2 separate regions of the Homo sapiens genome follow, and region 1 is linked to region 2. The links are chromatin loops, found by intact Hi-C in ENCODE. Cell type or tissue: GM12878. All regions are shown on one strand.

Region 1 (8,000 bases), 140 kb after region 2:
TATGATATTTATTTTAATGGATTTAAATTTCTCCTAAAATTCACATGACATCTAAGCCAGTAAGAGTTGTTTTTGTTTTTGTTTCTTCCTATGTGACACTTTAGTAATGGACCCACAGAGAAGCGAACAACTCCCCACGGTTTCAGTGTTCATGCTTTTGGCTTCTCACCATTTGGCAGAAATAGGAAATTATACCTTTTTAAAACTAAAAGCCATATAACACCTTTGTTAATAACTCTTTAGTTTGGAAATGAATCTCCTTATAACTCAAACAAAGCAATACATTTATTCACAGAGAGCTATTTCTCATAGCATTTGATAAAATTAGTTTAATTCTAGCTAGACTTAGAATTGAAGTAAGCTTCTCATACTAGAAAACTGGATTCGGCCATAAATACTGGGCTCCCTTGTGCCATTTCCCCCACATTGGTAGCTGAGTTCCAGTAAAATCCATCCACCAGACTGGAAGAGGAAATACTACTCATTTATGCATTTAAATAAGATAGAACTAAAATAGGGTAGTTTACATTTTATTCTATGATCTCATACCCAATATAACAGAACCAAGATGAAATAAAATCACTTACCTGACAATAGTAATACAAAGATTATTTTTCCATACATCCTGAGATCACGAGCTGGCTCCTGAAGTTAGTGCAAAAAAACTACCAAAGACAACTGCAAGTGTCAGTGTCTGGCCTTAGCCTGCTAGCTGTTATCTTCCAGGCCCACCTTCCTGTGGCCATCATCAGCTGATAGGCAGGGGAGGCATTTTAAATGATGCAAGTTGTTAAGCGCCTGTTAATAAAGATACATGGATATCTTGGGGCTATGAAAGTGGTAAGTACAATTTTCACTGCAAGGAACAGGTGGCTACTTGTGATATTAACTTTGCATCAGTTAAGTGGGCATGGTAAGGTGGTAGACAGGAGCCACCCAACTGGACAAAGAACTGGACTGTGAATCTCTGAGGCCAGGGCACGTGCCAGGCTGAGGTAGCTGTTGTGGAGCCATAGACCTTCTCATTTCTAATGTCAAGACCCGGTGGTCCAGATGAAAGTGACTTCCTATATGTGAAATGAACATATTTGAGAAATTTAAATCATTTGAGTGTTCTGAGGTTCTGAAAGACTCCCAAACTCATGGTGAGTCACACAGCAATGTAAGAGACATGAGATGCAACAAATCTTTCAGTGAAAATAGAGTTTGAACTGAAGAGCTAGTGCTGTGCAGCTATGAAACCAGTGAGCTGTTTCTGTCTGAAATATACCTTGCTAAGTAAGCATAAATGAATACCAAGACAATAAATGAAAACAGTCAGAAACAAAACCCAACAAACCAAAAACCTTATCATTAAAGTAGGTTAAAATGAAAGGTATGGAAATGTGAGGAAGCTCAATTTTAAAGGGAGACAGAACAAAAAATATAAATTAGGTCTGAAATGGTTCAACAGAAGGTGACTGGATACTCCATCTAAATCATCTTACTTCCTGTAAGATTTTTGTGAAAGTCTTTCCTGCCTGACCCAGAAAATCAATTTGCTATGTAAGCAATTTGCCACATATATCATACTTACATATTTACCCAAAGTGTGGTTTAAAAAAATCATTTATGAAGCTAATGTTTGCAGATTCAGGAAACTGGACCACAGAGAAAAAAAAGTATTTACTGGATAAAAGATGGAGATAAGTATCAGCAGAGCATCCCAGAGAGGGAGGAGCCTGAGATTGAGGGACTAATGGATGGAGGGAGTGGAGATGCAGACTTGGGAGAGACGGAAGAATGAATGACACAGACGGGGTAATCTGAGCAGCAGGAAAAGAATCCAGAGTGCCTCTTAAGGCCCTGCCAATTCATGTAAAACAACTGCAGCAAATTTTATTAAAAACTTAAAATTAAACAATACATAATAATTTAATACCTTCCATAAATTCAGTGTTTGTTATGGCTGGATATCAGTTTGGGTTGCAGGAATTGTGCTCAAGAGTCAACCAAGTAAAGGAAATGTTGTTGATATTCATATAAGCAGTAAGAATTAATTCACATGATTTTATATTGACAAAGGGAGAGCGATTAGCATGAGTCTTAAAAATGCTATTTCTGAAAATGGGTAAATAAATGTCACTATTCTTACGATGGACTATTAGAGCAACTATTAAAATCATGTTTTCAAAAATAAAGATATGGAGACTCAGGATAAAATGGATAAGTGGAAAACAGCAAGATCTGAAAATTGTATATACACAAATAAAATCCTATTGGATTCTTTTTTTCCTGGGTTGTGCTATCTTCACCTGGAATACACCTACTCCTTTTTAGGTGGCCTCCAATTCTGCTTAGGGTCTTCATTGAATAGTACTTCCTCCACGAAGCCTTCCCTGACTTCCTGTCTTTGTCAGGTGCCCCTGCTCTATACTTGTGTGGTTCCATCTTCTTCCCTTATCACAGGACTTATTACACTACGTTGCAATCATTGTGTCTCCACTGGACTACAGTTTTTAAGTGGACACACCCTGACTATGGCTATCTTATTTACCAATGAGTGCTTGGGGCACACTTGACAATAAATATTTCTCAAATCAATAAATGACAAATGAATATTGCAGTGCAGAGGAAAGCAACTTCTCACGGGCAGTCCTGGGTGTATAGGCTGATCATTTTTTATATATCCTGCGGGTAACCTATGTCATATCCTAGCTTCAGGTTCCCTCCAGTATGGAGGTCCATTGCTAAGGCAGGAAGGGGAAAATGAAAAGGAAACTCAGCCTAAAATTCAGCTTTCATACCTTCTTCAGCCTGGACTGGTCAGAGTCTGAGAGTGCTTTCTTTTCCATGACCTCCCACTTTCCTTTCCTGCAGAATCACATCGTTAGCAATTCTCTAAACTCCTGTAGTGCTGACACAGGCCTGTTTATTAACACCTGTCTCAGGTTGTTGTGAACAATCTGTTCCTTTGTATTTGTGGGTCCTGTCTCTGTTGTTCTGTTTCCAGCATCTGGCACAATGCCCTATAGAGTACCTGGCCCTATTAAAGTAAGTCAAAACCTGGAGGGTTCTCAATGAGGAAATCAGAGGTCAGATTCAGCACCTCACACAGGGTGTGAGGAAGCAGTGCCGTACAGTGCTCTCTAGTGGCGTATCTGCACAATGGAAGGAAAAAATGTGAGCCCCGTAAATGCAACAACAAAAAAAATACATCAGATTACATTTTTCTCTTTCAGGCATTCCTTAATCTTCTTTAAATTTTTCAGAAATATTTTTACTGAAGTACACATTCATAATTATCATAAAATTCTACCTATGAGCTATATCATGCAAATTATTAGACAAATCCACATCTTTTAAGAATTTTGAATCTTTGCATAAAATAAAACAAGTACTTTTGAGGCATTTAATCAAACATAAAAAACTTATCCAATTTTCTTGATACTACATGTCTTTAAGCTATTTTTTGAATTGCCCGAGTCATTTCTATGACGTAGTTAAGAAGGATGAAGTTCAATGTTATAATCTAGGAAAGGCAACTTGGATCGATCAACACAAACTTATACCTTGCTTGTTTCATGACAGAGAACCATTCATTTTTGTCAATTACTTACCTCTCAACTATTTCAGGCTTAGATTATTCCTGAAGATGGTTGCATGCTAGTCTGATCTGCCAGTGGAGAAGTGTGCTTTTCATGTTTTGCATGGAGGAGTGGAGAACAGGGGAGGGGCAGGAAAGTTGAGGCACTGTGGTTTATACTACTAGCCTCCTTGGTACCTCATCGCCTTAGAATTGTCCAGCCTGCCTTGCCAGAGTAGTCTAAGAACTTTCCCTGACCTTTGTTAGTTTATCATTTCAAAATTTTTTTAAAATAAAAAAACAACTACAAGTAAGATAAATCTAACACTCAAAATAACCCTGTTAGAGAGGCAGAACAGATATTAGCATTCTTATTTTATTTTATTTTATTTTTATTTATTTATTTTTTTGCAATTAACTTGTACTTTATTTTGAAGTTGTGACCGGAAAGTTGTTTTAAAGTCTGTCTTTAAACTTACAAATATTATGTCAAATTGCTCCTAAGAGAGGATCAGTAGAGATTTAGTTCTTATAGTATTTCCTCAATTATATTTGGCAAATTAGATTTTCAAAACAAGAGTTTAACTTGTTATTAATTCTTCATGTTTACATACTTAAACCTCAGGTAGAAAAGTATTACAAGCTATCAGTGGCGTCTGCAATATAGGTGGGAAAGGTGAGTGCAAAGAATAACACATATTCTATATTAACAGTAAACATAGCTATTTCTGTTCTCCCTCAGCTACCAAAAACTGTCTTAAGCCTCCAGATTTAAAACCGCTGGGTTCATTCACTCATTCAGCCATTTATTTTTGTGAGCATCTCTTAGGCAGTCATGTGCTATGCTAATCCTATCTGACTCTTCCCTCTCCTTTGTCCTTCAAACCCCGTTAGTGGCCAAGTCCCATTAATTTGGGCATGTCCCACTTCTCCTCTTTCCAAATTTCTGAAGTATAGGTCAAGTCCTCATTAACCACTGAATATGCACCAAATGGAAGATTATGCAGTCATTAAAACCACTCATAAAAAGTATACAACATGAAGAAAATCATTCAAGTAAAAAGAACAGAAAACTGTACAAAATATTATATAATCACATCCATGTAAAAAAAGAATTTGGCATGGAAAAAGATGAAGAAAATAACATACTAAGAGGATCTCTGGTGGACAGGTACTTTGCCTTTACGTTACTGCATTTTGCAAATTTCCCGTAATAAGCAGTTATTATTCTAGAAGAAAATATAAATGAGCTTTATTTTTAAAACTTACTATTTTAGTTAGATAACAAATTACTCCTGAGGTTCAGAACTGTATATCAGAAATAACCAAAATAAACACAAGCATGCAGCTAATTCTTTAACCTAATTCCTTAAAAACTAAAAGGTGCTTTTACCCATGCCTCTTACTGCATTTCCACATGCCTAGAAAACCTCTCCTCTACAATGTTCCAGTGAGACTCCGATGTCAGCTTTCATAAAATAAGTTGTTCTTACCAACTATTCCACATTATTTTTAAAACTTCAGTGATCTGCTTTCTCCTAAACTCTAATTCTCATTTTTCCTTCCAAAGCATCCTAGATTTGCCTTTTCCTATTACCACTGGTACCCACTGGTACCTGCAATCCTCTTTTCTCTAGGAATCTACCCTTAATTCTAGTACAAAACTAATCTTTAAACACTGCTTTCATAAAATCACTTGTCTTTCTGAAATGTGCAAGAGCTTCCACTTGACTCAAATCTAAGCCTATTGTTGAACCACAAATCTCCACTCGACCTTACATCTTATTTCTTCAAACCAGGCAGAACTACACTGTTCCTTATATTTAAACCATGCCTACTCTGTTTTCATTGTGCTATTCCCAATTTTCCATGTAAAATGTCCTTCTTCTGGCCCCTGTTAATCTAAAGGCCAAGCTCAAGGCCCACTCCAAGTCCTCCAATCATCTCTTTAAGTATTCCAGCCTATACTCATCTCTCTTCTGATTCCCTGTTGCACTTACAGTTAGTATCACAAAGTGTAACAATTGTTCTGTGACTATTGTGTATAGATTGGTTTTGTTTCCACAAATAAGATACTAGACAAATAAGGTACCAGAAAGCAGAGACCAACAGACCCAAGGAAAACGCTAGACACATAAACAGTTAATACTAAATGAATAATTTTTTTCTACAGTCAAAATACTAATGCTCCAAACCATTTTTAAGTCGTCTTATTTGAAGTTATGTGAGCCAAAAAGTAAATCTGTCTCACATTTTATTTTTATCCTGCCAAAATTTAAAGTCTATAACTTGGTAGAAAAAAACAATCGGACAAGAAAGTTTAATTTTCCTCTCACTTAATTTTATCTGGTAAAACCAGGACTTCAGGAATAAAGTAGAACTGTACATTTCTCCCATCTCTTCTGCTCCTTTCAGAAGTATCTCCAACTCAGGAGATATGGAAAGTACCTTCTTTTCTTAAATTATATGGTAATATTTTTTGTCTGTTACAAAAATAATAAAAAGACATGCTCAACACATAATTAACCATATGACTATAAGTCTTTTTGATCAACTCAGGAAATAATTCTTGAACTACTTTTTGTTCAGAGAAAAAGTGCAGGATCTAGCGAAGTAATGTGATTGCTCAGGGTATCACTGACCATGCCCAGTTGTTCCTATTCTTCTTTCCTTTCCCAAGTTCGTCAAGTGTCTCTGAGGACTCAGTCAAGTGTCTCTGAAGATTTACCCTTCCCATTATTCTACCAAACCTAAACCTAAATTCAGCCCAACTGGAGACATTAAATTCTCTAGGTTTTCAAGGGTCACAGCATTAAGAGACTAGACAGCCTTGAGATAAGTACCAAGTTTATATAACATGAGTTAATAAAATAAATGGTCACAAGGACTCTTCCATTCAGTGTAGATTAACAACTATTTGCACACAGGCTTAAGCAGGACGAGCAAAGTGGAAAAATATTTCGCTAGTAGTATTTGTCCGTGTCCCAAGAAAATCTAGAAAAGAACATCTTTTTAATTGACATGTCAATAAATATAAACTACTATATTATTTATAATGTTAAGCTACCTGAAGCATGCCTCCCCTGATTCTGTGGCATTCTTTGGAAGAGATCATGGTTGTATTCATAATATCTGTAGTCTTCATGTGCACGATCTCCAAGTGGCCGCTTTCTCTGACCATCAACAAAATTGTCTGAATAATAATATCGGGAACCAGAGTCTCCATTTTCAACAGCAAAACTAACTTCCGTTACAAATGACTGAGAAGAACCATACTCTCTAGGGACATCTGCTAGACTTCTGGCAAGATAAGAAGGTGCAGATAATCTGTTGCTTTCTCTTCTCATTATTTTATGAGGTGTTCTTTGAATTGGAGTTCTAAGGAAACTCTGGTTTCTTGAAACTACTCCATCTCCAGAAGTTGAAAAGGCATTAGGGCTTGAATCTGGAAGACAGATATCAGTTCGTCCTGGAATTTTTGGACCATGCTGGATGAATGAAGGCATAAGATTCCGAAGCAGAGGCGACGTCTCCTTCTTCACGTACTTCCCCTGCACCTCGGCCGGCTTGGACACTTCGTTTTTGGTTTTCTGTCGGGACAGCATCCTTCTCGACCAGGCCCGAGGCCGCGCTGAACTGCCTCGCTAGGGCTCCGCGCCGGGCGCCGGCCGTCTCCGCCGCCACCTCCGCCGCCACCTCCGCCGGCGCCGCCGCCTCCTTCCCTCCGGAGCCGCCGCCTCCGCCGCTGCCTGTCCGGAGCCTGGGGTCGCCCGCAGGGACTGCCGCATGTTCAGGGCGCTAAACGCGCCGGCCGCCGCTCAGTCGCTGGTCACTTCCTTCCCGGAAGTCGGCCCGCTCTGCGACGCTGCTCGGGGACCCCTTGAGGAAAGCCCAGCGACGCCGGGCCAGCGCATTCTTATTTTATGTATGAGCAAACTATGGAATGGAAAAGAGATTATGAGTTATTACTTGATTTGATTTGCCCTAAGTGTTTTTTAAACGTATGGATTTAGCGCCAACATTTAAAAAGAAGGTATATTTTAATTAAAAATCAGGAATTGATTTAATTTAAAATTTGGCTCCTCTTACAGGAAGATCTGGCAAGAGTTAGCGTGCAGTTCTACATTGTGACAATTCATGAGAGCTAAGGACTGGCTGTCTCTTGGGACAAATAGGCTTTCTTGAGTCTGGTAAGTGCTCCACTTGATGCTTGCTTCCATTTCTTAGATTAGGTTCTACTGTGGTAAGGCCTCAAAATCTCAGTGTCTTGCAGCAACACTGGTTCATTTCCTGCTCACATTACATTTGGTCTATGACGGTGACAAGTTCCAGGATCCAGACTGAAGGAGCCACCCCCATTTGGAATATGCTGTTCTTGTTGCAAACTGGGGGAAAAAGGCCAGATAAGGAATGGCTTTTAATGCTTCCTCTCAGA
Region 2 (8,000 bases):
ATAGTGATTCTGGCCGGCATGAGATGGTATCTCAATGTGGTTTTGATTTGGATTTCCCTGATTATTAGTGATGTTGGGTACATCTTTTTTGGTCACTGGTACGTCTTCTTTTGAGAAGTGCCGGTTCATGTCTTCTGCCCACTTTTTAATGGGGTTATTTGTTGTTTTGCTTGTAGAATTGTGTAAGTTCCTTATAGATCCTAGATATTAGACCTTTGTTGGATGCATAGGTTTTGAATGTTTTCTCCCAACCCTATAGGTTGTCTGTTTACTCTGTTGATAGTTTCTTTTGCTGTGAAAAAGCTCTTTAGTTAGGTCTCACTTGTCAATCTTGTTTTTATTGCAATGCTCTTGAGGACTTAGTTATAATTTTTTTCCCCAAAACTGAGGTCCACAAAAACCTAGGTATTTCCTAGGTTTTCTTCTCGAATTCTTACAGTTTGAGGTCTTACATTTAAATCTTTAATCCATTTTGAGTTGATTTTTGTATATGGGAAATTGTAGGAGTCCAGTTTAATTCTGCTGCATATGGCTAGCCAGCTAGTCCAACAGCATTTATTGAATAGGGTATACTTTCCCCATTGTTTATTTGTGTTCACTTTGTCAAAGACCAGTTGGTTGTAGGTATGTGGGTTTATTTATGGGTCCTCTGTTCTGTTAATCTATATGTTTATTTTTGTACCAGTAGTGTGTTCTTTTAGTTACTATAGCCTTGTAGCATAATTTGAAGTCAGGTAATGTGATGCCTATGGCTTTGCTGTTTTTTTTTTTATTATTGCTTGGGCTATTTGGGCTGTTTTTTGTTTCATGTGAACTTTAAGATTGTTTTTTCTAGTTCTGTGAAGAATGGCATTTGTACTTTGATAAGAATTGCATCGAATCTGTAGATTGCTTTAGACAGTATAGTAATTTTAACTATATTGATTATTCCATCCCATAAGCATGGGATGTTTTTCATTTGTTTGTGTCATCTATAATATCTTTCATCAGTGCTTTATACTTCTTTTTGTAGAGATCTTTCACCTTGTTAGTTAAATGTATTCCTAGAATTTTTTTTTCAGTGTGGCTATTGTAAATGAGATTGAGTTATTGATTTGGTTTTCAGCTTGAACATCATTGGTGTACAGAAATGCTACTGATTTGTGTACATTTATTTTGTATCCTGAAAGTTTACTGAAGTTGTTCATTAAGTCTAAGAGTCTTTAGAGGAATCTTTAGGATTTTCCAGATATGTGATCATTTCATCAGTGAACAGAGATACGCTGACTTCCTATTTTCCAGTTTGAATGCCTATCATTTCTTTCTCTTGCCTGATGGCTCTGGCTAGGACTTCCAGTACTATGTTGAGTATGAGTGGTGAGAGTGGACATCCTTGTCTTGCTCCAGTGCTTAAGGAGAATGCTTTCAACTTTTCCTCATTTGGTATGGTGTTGGCTGTGGGTTTGTCACATATGGCTCTTATTATTCTGAAGTGTATTCCTTTGATGCATAGTTTGTTGAGGGTTTTTATCTTTAAGGGATGTGGGCTTTTACCCAATGCTTTTTCTGCAACTATTGAGATGATCATATGATTTTTGTTTTTGATTTTGTTTATGTGATGAATCACATTTATTGATTGGCAAATGTTGACCCATCCTTGCATCCCAAAAATAAAGCCCACTTGATAGTGATGAATTATCTTTTTAATATGCTGTTAGATTCAGTTTGCTAATTTTCTTTTTTTTTGAGGACTTTTGCTTCTATATTCATCAGAAATATTGGCCTATAGTTTTCTTTTTTGTTATGTCCTTTCTTGATTTTGGATCAGGGTGATACTCATTTCATAGAATTGAGGAGGAATTCCATGAATTGAGTATTCTATGATACTAAGTAACTAACTAACTAGCTATTCTTTGGAGTAGTTTCAGTAAGATTGGTACCAGCTCTTCTTTGCACATCTCATAACATTTGGCTGTGAATCCATCAGATACTGGGCTTTTATTTGTTGGAAAATTTTTTATGACTGATTAAATCTCATTACTTGTTACTCATCTGTTCAGCATTTCTATTTTTTCCTGGTTCAATTTTGGGAGGTTGCATGTTTTCAGGAATTTATCCATTTCCTCTAGTTTTCTAGTTTGTGTGCATAGAGATGTTTATAGTAATCTCTGATAGTATTTTGTTTTTCTGTGGTATTGGTTGTAATAACACTTATTTCTGATTGTCCTTATTTGAATCTTTTTTTCTTGGTTAAACTTGCTAGTGGTCTATTCATTTTGTTTATCCTTTCAAAGAACCAACTTTTCATTTCATTGATCCTTGGTATTGTTCATTTGGTCTCAATCTCATTTAGTTCTGCTCGGATTTTTATTATTTCTTTTCTTCTGCTGGCTTTTGGGTTTGATTTGTTCTTGCTTTTCTAGTTCCTTGAAATGTGACACTAGACTACTAATTTGATATATTTATATCTTTTTGATGTAGACATTTAATAGTATAAACTTTCCTCTTAGCACTACCTTTGCTGTATCCCAGAGGTTTGGATATGTTGTGTCTGTATTTTCATTAAAAATTGTTTGATTTCTATGTTACTTTCATTTTTTACTAAAAAGTCAGGAGCAAGTTGTTTAGTTTCATGTACTTGTGTATTTTTGAGAGTTTCTCATGGTATTGATTAATAATTTTATTCCACTGTGGTCCAAGAATATATTTAATATAATTTTGATTTTTAAAAATTTATTGAGACTTGCTTTGTGGCAAGGCATATAGTGAATCTTAGAGAGTGTTCTATGCACAGATGAGAAAAATGTATATTCTGTGGTTTTGGGCATAAAATGTTTGTTAAATATCTATGTTTCATTTGGTCTGGAGTCCAGTTTATGTCTAGTGCTTCTTTGTTGACTCTGCCTCAATGATCTATCTAGTGTGGTCAGTGGGATTTTGAAGTCCCCCACTAGTGCTGAATTGCTGTCAATCTCTTTTCTTAGGTGTAGTAGTATTTGTTTTATCAATCTGGGTGCTCCCGTGTTGGGTGCATATTTATTTTATTTAGAATAGTTAAAACTTCTTGTAGTATTGACCTCATCATCATTATATAATGCCCCTCTTTGTCTTTTTTTTTTTTTTAACTGTTGTTGGTTTAAAGTCTGTTTTATCTGATGTAAAAATGGCTACTTCTGCTAACTTTTGTTTTCTATTTGTGTGGTATATCTTTTTCTACCCCTTTACTTTGAGTCTGCAGGTGTCTTTAGCTATTTAATTGGTCTCTTGTAGGCAGCAGGTGGTTGTGTCTTGTTTTGTAATCCAATTTGCCAGTCTATATCTTTTAAATGGAGGATTTAGGCCATTACATTCAAGGTTAATATTGATATGTGAAGTTTTGTCCTGCCAGAGATTTGTCAGCTAGTTGCCTTTGAGTCTCAATTATGTATGTAATTGTTTTATAAGATCCATGAGATTTCTAGCAAGTGTTTGGAAAACACTTACTAGAAATAACCAGTGTGTTATATGATGATGAGTATCCTTTTATTATCATGTTTAGAGTGCTTTTGAGCATTTCTTGTAGGACTGGTCTAGTGGTGCCAAATTCCCTTAGCATTTGTTTGTCTGGGAAAGGCTTTATTTCTCCTTCATTTATTAAGCTTAGTTTGGCAGTATATAAAATTCTTGGCTGGCATTTTTATTTCTGTAAGAAGGCAGAAAATAGGCTTCTAATGTCTTCTGGCTTGTAGGGTTTCTGCTGAGAAGTCCACTGTTAGTCTGATAGGATTGCCTTTATAGGTGATTTGATAGTTCTCTCTAGCTGCCTTTAAGACTTTTTCTTTCACACTGGCCTTTGATTGTCTGATGACTATATGCCTTGGTTATAATTGTTTTATATAACATCTTCAAGGTCTTCCCTAAATTTCTTGTATCTGCATGTATACATCTGTAGCAAGATTGGAGAAAATTTCCTCAATTATTCCCTCAAATATGTTTTTCAAACTTCTTACTTTTTCTTCTCCCTTGCTTCACATAATCCATATATCTCAAACAATTTGTTCAGTATTTTAAATTCTTTTTTTGTCTAAGTGGGTTAATTTGAAAATTTCCAGGTTTTCTGGTTAGTTTTTTAAAAATACATCTATCTCATCTGTCATCTCTTGAATTGTTTTTCTGTGTGTGTGTGTGTGTGTGTGTGTGTCGATTTCCAACTTTCTCTGTGTTCTCATTGAGCTTCCTTATAACACACATCTTGAATTCTCTATCTGTCATTTCAAAGTTTTTATTTTGGTTAGAATCTATGCTAGAGAGCTATTGTGGTCTTTGGAGAATGTCACAACATTCTGTTTCTTCATGGTGCTGGAATTCTTGTGGTGGTTCCTTCTCATTTGTAGAAGCTGTCACTTCTTACCTGGGAATTTACTTTTATTTGCGTGGGATTTTTTTTCTTCCACTAGAGTGTGATTTTTGCATATATTGGTGGGGTCCTTTGGTTTCACTTCTATATGCTTTTAGAGGACCAAAGCACTGTATGAATTCTTTGCTTATATATCACATTAGTGTAGTGGTTTTCTAAAATGCTAGATTGTAGTAGTGGCGTGCTGTACATATGGTCAGGCTTACTGTCTCCTACAGAGATGAGGAGATGGAGATCTCAGAAGTTACCTCATTCCCCCGTGCTGTGCACTTCTACCAGCAGTAATTATATTGGGTTGTGCAGTTCACCATACAGGCCAGCAGGTGGTGCTTACAGGTAAGAGTTGGCTGAGCACTGTACAATGATGTCAGCAGAAGTTGTGATTGGACATGCAGTTTGACCTCCCATCCATATGTGGTGCTTGCAGGTGAGAGGCGGCTGTGGTGATGGCAGTGGAAATTTTACTTGGCCTTTGTTGATCAGGGGAACTACCAGGGTGTGCCTGGTGATGGGGAGCATGGAGCTCTCAAGTGTCCCATTCCACACTCTGACCAACGGGGGTGCAGGGGGGAAAGCTGGGTGGGGCTGGGTTGGGCGAACCTACCTCCAGGCTCTCCAGGCTAACTAGGGTGGGACCAAGCACAACCTTGGTGGGAGCTGAGGGGCAGCTCTCAGGCCACTGGAACAACCCAGGGAGGGGCAGAGGTGTTTCTCCTGTGCCAAAGAACCCACCAAGAGAAAAAGCGGCAGCCAGGGTTTTTTTCCTGGCTGTTCAAAGTATGAAGGTTTACTTGATATTTTGGTTCCTCTCAGTGAAGAGGCACATGTCAGCTGCATCTGATCAATCATCTTCATTTCTCGTGAGTTTGTGAATCCTATGCAGAGCAACAGCAGCAGAAGTTTGGCACCGTTGTGCTCATATCTCCATAAACAGCCTCATTTCCACTTTTTGGCTGTTATTATTAATACACCTATAAACTTTTATGTGGACATAGTTTGCATTTCTCTTGAGTGTATATCCAGAAGTGAAATTGCTAGGTGCATATGGTAACTCTACATTTAACTTTTCAAAAAACTGCAAATTGATTTCCAAAGAGGTTGCAAGATTTTACATTCTCACTTGCAGTGCGTAAGGGTTCCAATGTCTTCAATGCTTGTTATTACATCCTTTTGATTATGACCATCCTCGTGTATATGAAATGATATGTTTGTCATTTTCATTTGTATTTTCATGATGGCTAATGATGTCGAACATTTTTTTCATATGCTTATTGGCCATTTGTATTTCACCTTTAGAGAAATGTCTATATCTTTGTACATTTCCTGATTGGATACTTTTCTTTTTTATTGAGTTGCAATTTCATTCACTTTTTATGACTCCAATTATATTTTTATTCTTATGACTCTGAAAAAATACCTTAAGTCTAGATTTCTAGTCTGAACTTCATAGATGCTCCGTAGCCACCACAAGTTCAATATGATCCTCCAAACCTGCTTGTCTTTCTTAGTTATTATCTCATCGAAATGCCCCACCATTCACTCTGAGACCTGAGTGTCATCTGTTTCACCTCTTTTCCCCTCTAAATCCAGCCAGCTACAACAACATTGTTTCTACCTCTTACAAAACTTCTAAAATTTCTATCTCTATGGTCAAGTTTGTTCAGACCACAATAAAATTTTTTTTCTGTTTATCTGTCTTTTGTTTTATAAGCTAATTACTTGCACTTCAGAGTGCATATTTTAAAATATAAATCTAATCATGTTATTTTCATGATTAAAACCTTTTAATGGTTTCCTCTTGCTTTTAGGATAATATTCAAATTACTTAACATAAATACTATATAGGAGATAACTTCCTTATAATTATAGTTATTAAAAATGTACTTGACCAGCTTAAACTGTAGAGTTCCTTGTCACAAGAAACAGTCATACAAAGGTTGAAAATTGATCATCTCTCAAGGGTAATGTGAACAGGATTTATGCTTTGGATGGACAGTAGAAACTGATCTCTACTAAGGCTTCTTACCATTATAAACTGCTATGATTCTAATACATGTATATTGTACATGCTAATAACCAAAAGGTTTGATTTATTGGGAAGCCTCATATCAATATGAATAAATATAAAGATACAGTTTTGCAGTTGTAAAGAAAAAGTTGTAAATACACTGTTGTATCCAAAACACTATTAGTCTTATAGGAAACTACTGAGTACACTATGAATTTGTCTTTGAATTTAAAATAAAAGCGTATAGTAAATTATAGAAATGGTCAAAATTATAATTCTGGGGAGTCAGAAAAAATGTCAGCCTAGAATAAGTAAAAATAAAGCCTAGTTTTTTGACCAAAATATTCTTATCTTCACATTTTTGAGTCACTGATGTTTTTAGAATTTGATGAAAATTATGGAATCTTTGTGTTGAAAAATATGCTTAGTGCTCCAAATTTTCACAGTGTTCATAACCCCACTTAGGTCCATCCATGAACCCACAATAAAGGATCCTAGATCTCCAGAGTGCTGAGATGGGGTTTGATTCAAAATGCTGTAAATAGGTGACAGTGAGGTTTTTGGTGGTTAGCTTCACCATTATCAAGAGGATTTTTAAAAATTAAAATATAGATAATATATAGAGAAAAGAACTTCAATAAAAATATAATCAATGCTCTTGTAAATCTGTACTTATTTCAGAAAGATGCATGACAAAGAATAAGAAGGTAGTCCAGAATTAGGAGTTCCTATATAGCTCAATATCTAAATGATAATCATTTGTGTTACGGGGAGGATTTAAAATGAGTTAATAGATGTACAAAATTCTATTTACGTTTTTCTCAGGAAATATATGAACAAAAATTGATCTGGAGAATTTCCTTTCATGCCTTGAAGATTGATCTCGAATTTTTAGAGAAATATAACATAGTTTATTTAATTTGTTTCTTGAATATTGTTTTAAAATACAATTGATCACTATTACAATGTGAAGATACACTATTATGGAACTTTTCATATATTTTCAAAATTGAACAACAGGCTGATTTGCTTTCAAAGGGCTGAAATATATAGGTCATGATATGCTCTGGCAGACTTAGCTTCATGGATAAAAGATGTTATTGCGCACCAGCAAAGCATCATTTATTAGCCTTGCTCCAATCAGTCTAAATTATATTCTCAAGTACTGCCAACTGCTTTGAATTTGATGTCACCAGAGCACATCATTAATTTATCAAACTGTTTTGTCTGAAGGCAATGAAAGACTGCCATGTTATTCTCCTGGGCTGAAAGAAAAATAGGAGGAGTCAGAAATAAACAAATGTCTTTTTTGCTCACATTAATTCGGATATTTAAATGAGAATGAATACTAAAGGAATGTCGAAAAGATACATTAAATTGCAGAGACAAACTCTATTGAACTTAGGATATATTTGGTGCATTTTGCCGCATAATCCTTAAAGACCAATTGCCAACTTAAAGATTGTTAACCTCATTGCTACGTTCTAAATATTTAAGGGTCCCCAAATTTTTATCAATGCTAATTGCCAATGTGATGTCATTAAAAACTGGGGCTGTTGGGAGGTGATTAGGTCATGAGGGGGAAGCCTTCAATGGTGGGATGAGTGCCTTTATAAA

What was found. Peaks named below come from ENCODE experiments on the same cell type or tissue, not always from the same donor. Only the 100,000 strongest peaks of a DNase experiment are listed, where the experiment ranks them.
Region 1: it touches region 2 in a loop (8-fold over the local background); 18 of 110 quality-filtered maps call a loop at or near these places.

What each region holds. Positions count from the first base shown.
Region 1 is chr4:143,904,884-143,912,883 of GRCh38, forward strand. GYPE (glycophorin E (MNS blood group)) reads right to left here and starts at 676. Exons shown (of 4, transcript NM_198682.3): 1 at 588-676. The coding sequence starts at 624. The region is part of intron 9 of LOC105377459 (a long non-coding RNA gene); the gene reads left to right. It overlaps LOC101927636 (a long non-coding RNA gene), which reads left to right and starts at 7,448. Exons shown (of 7, transcript NR_125886.1): 1 at 7,448-7,566; 2 at 7,657-7,755. It also overlaps the pseudogene LOC100420464. In GM12878, a CTCF peak has its summit at 3,122 (motif pointing left); no DNase peak of the experiment used is centred here; H3K4me3 peaks cover 2,879 bases; H3K27ac peaks cover 480 bases.
Region 2 is chr4:143,769,466-143,777,465 of GRCh38, forward strand. No RefSeq gene overlaps it. Among named protein-coding and RNA genes, the nearest start is that of FREM3, 73 kb to the left of the region's middle. In GM12878, a CTCF peak has its summit at 4,700 (motif pointing right); a DNase peak (open chromatin) is centred at 4,716.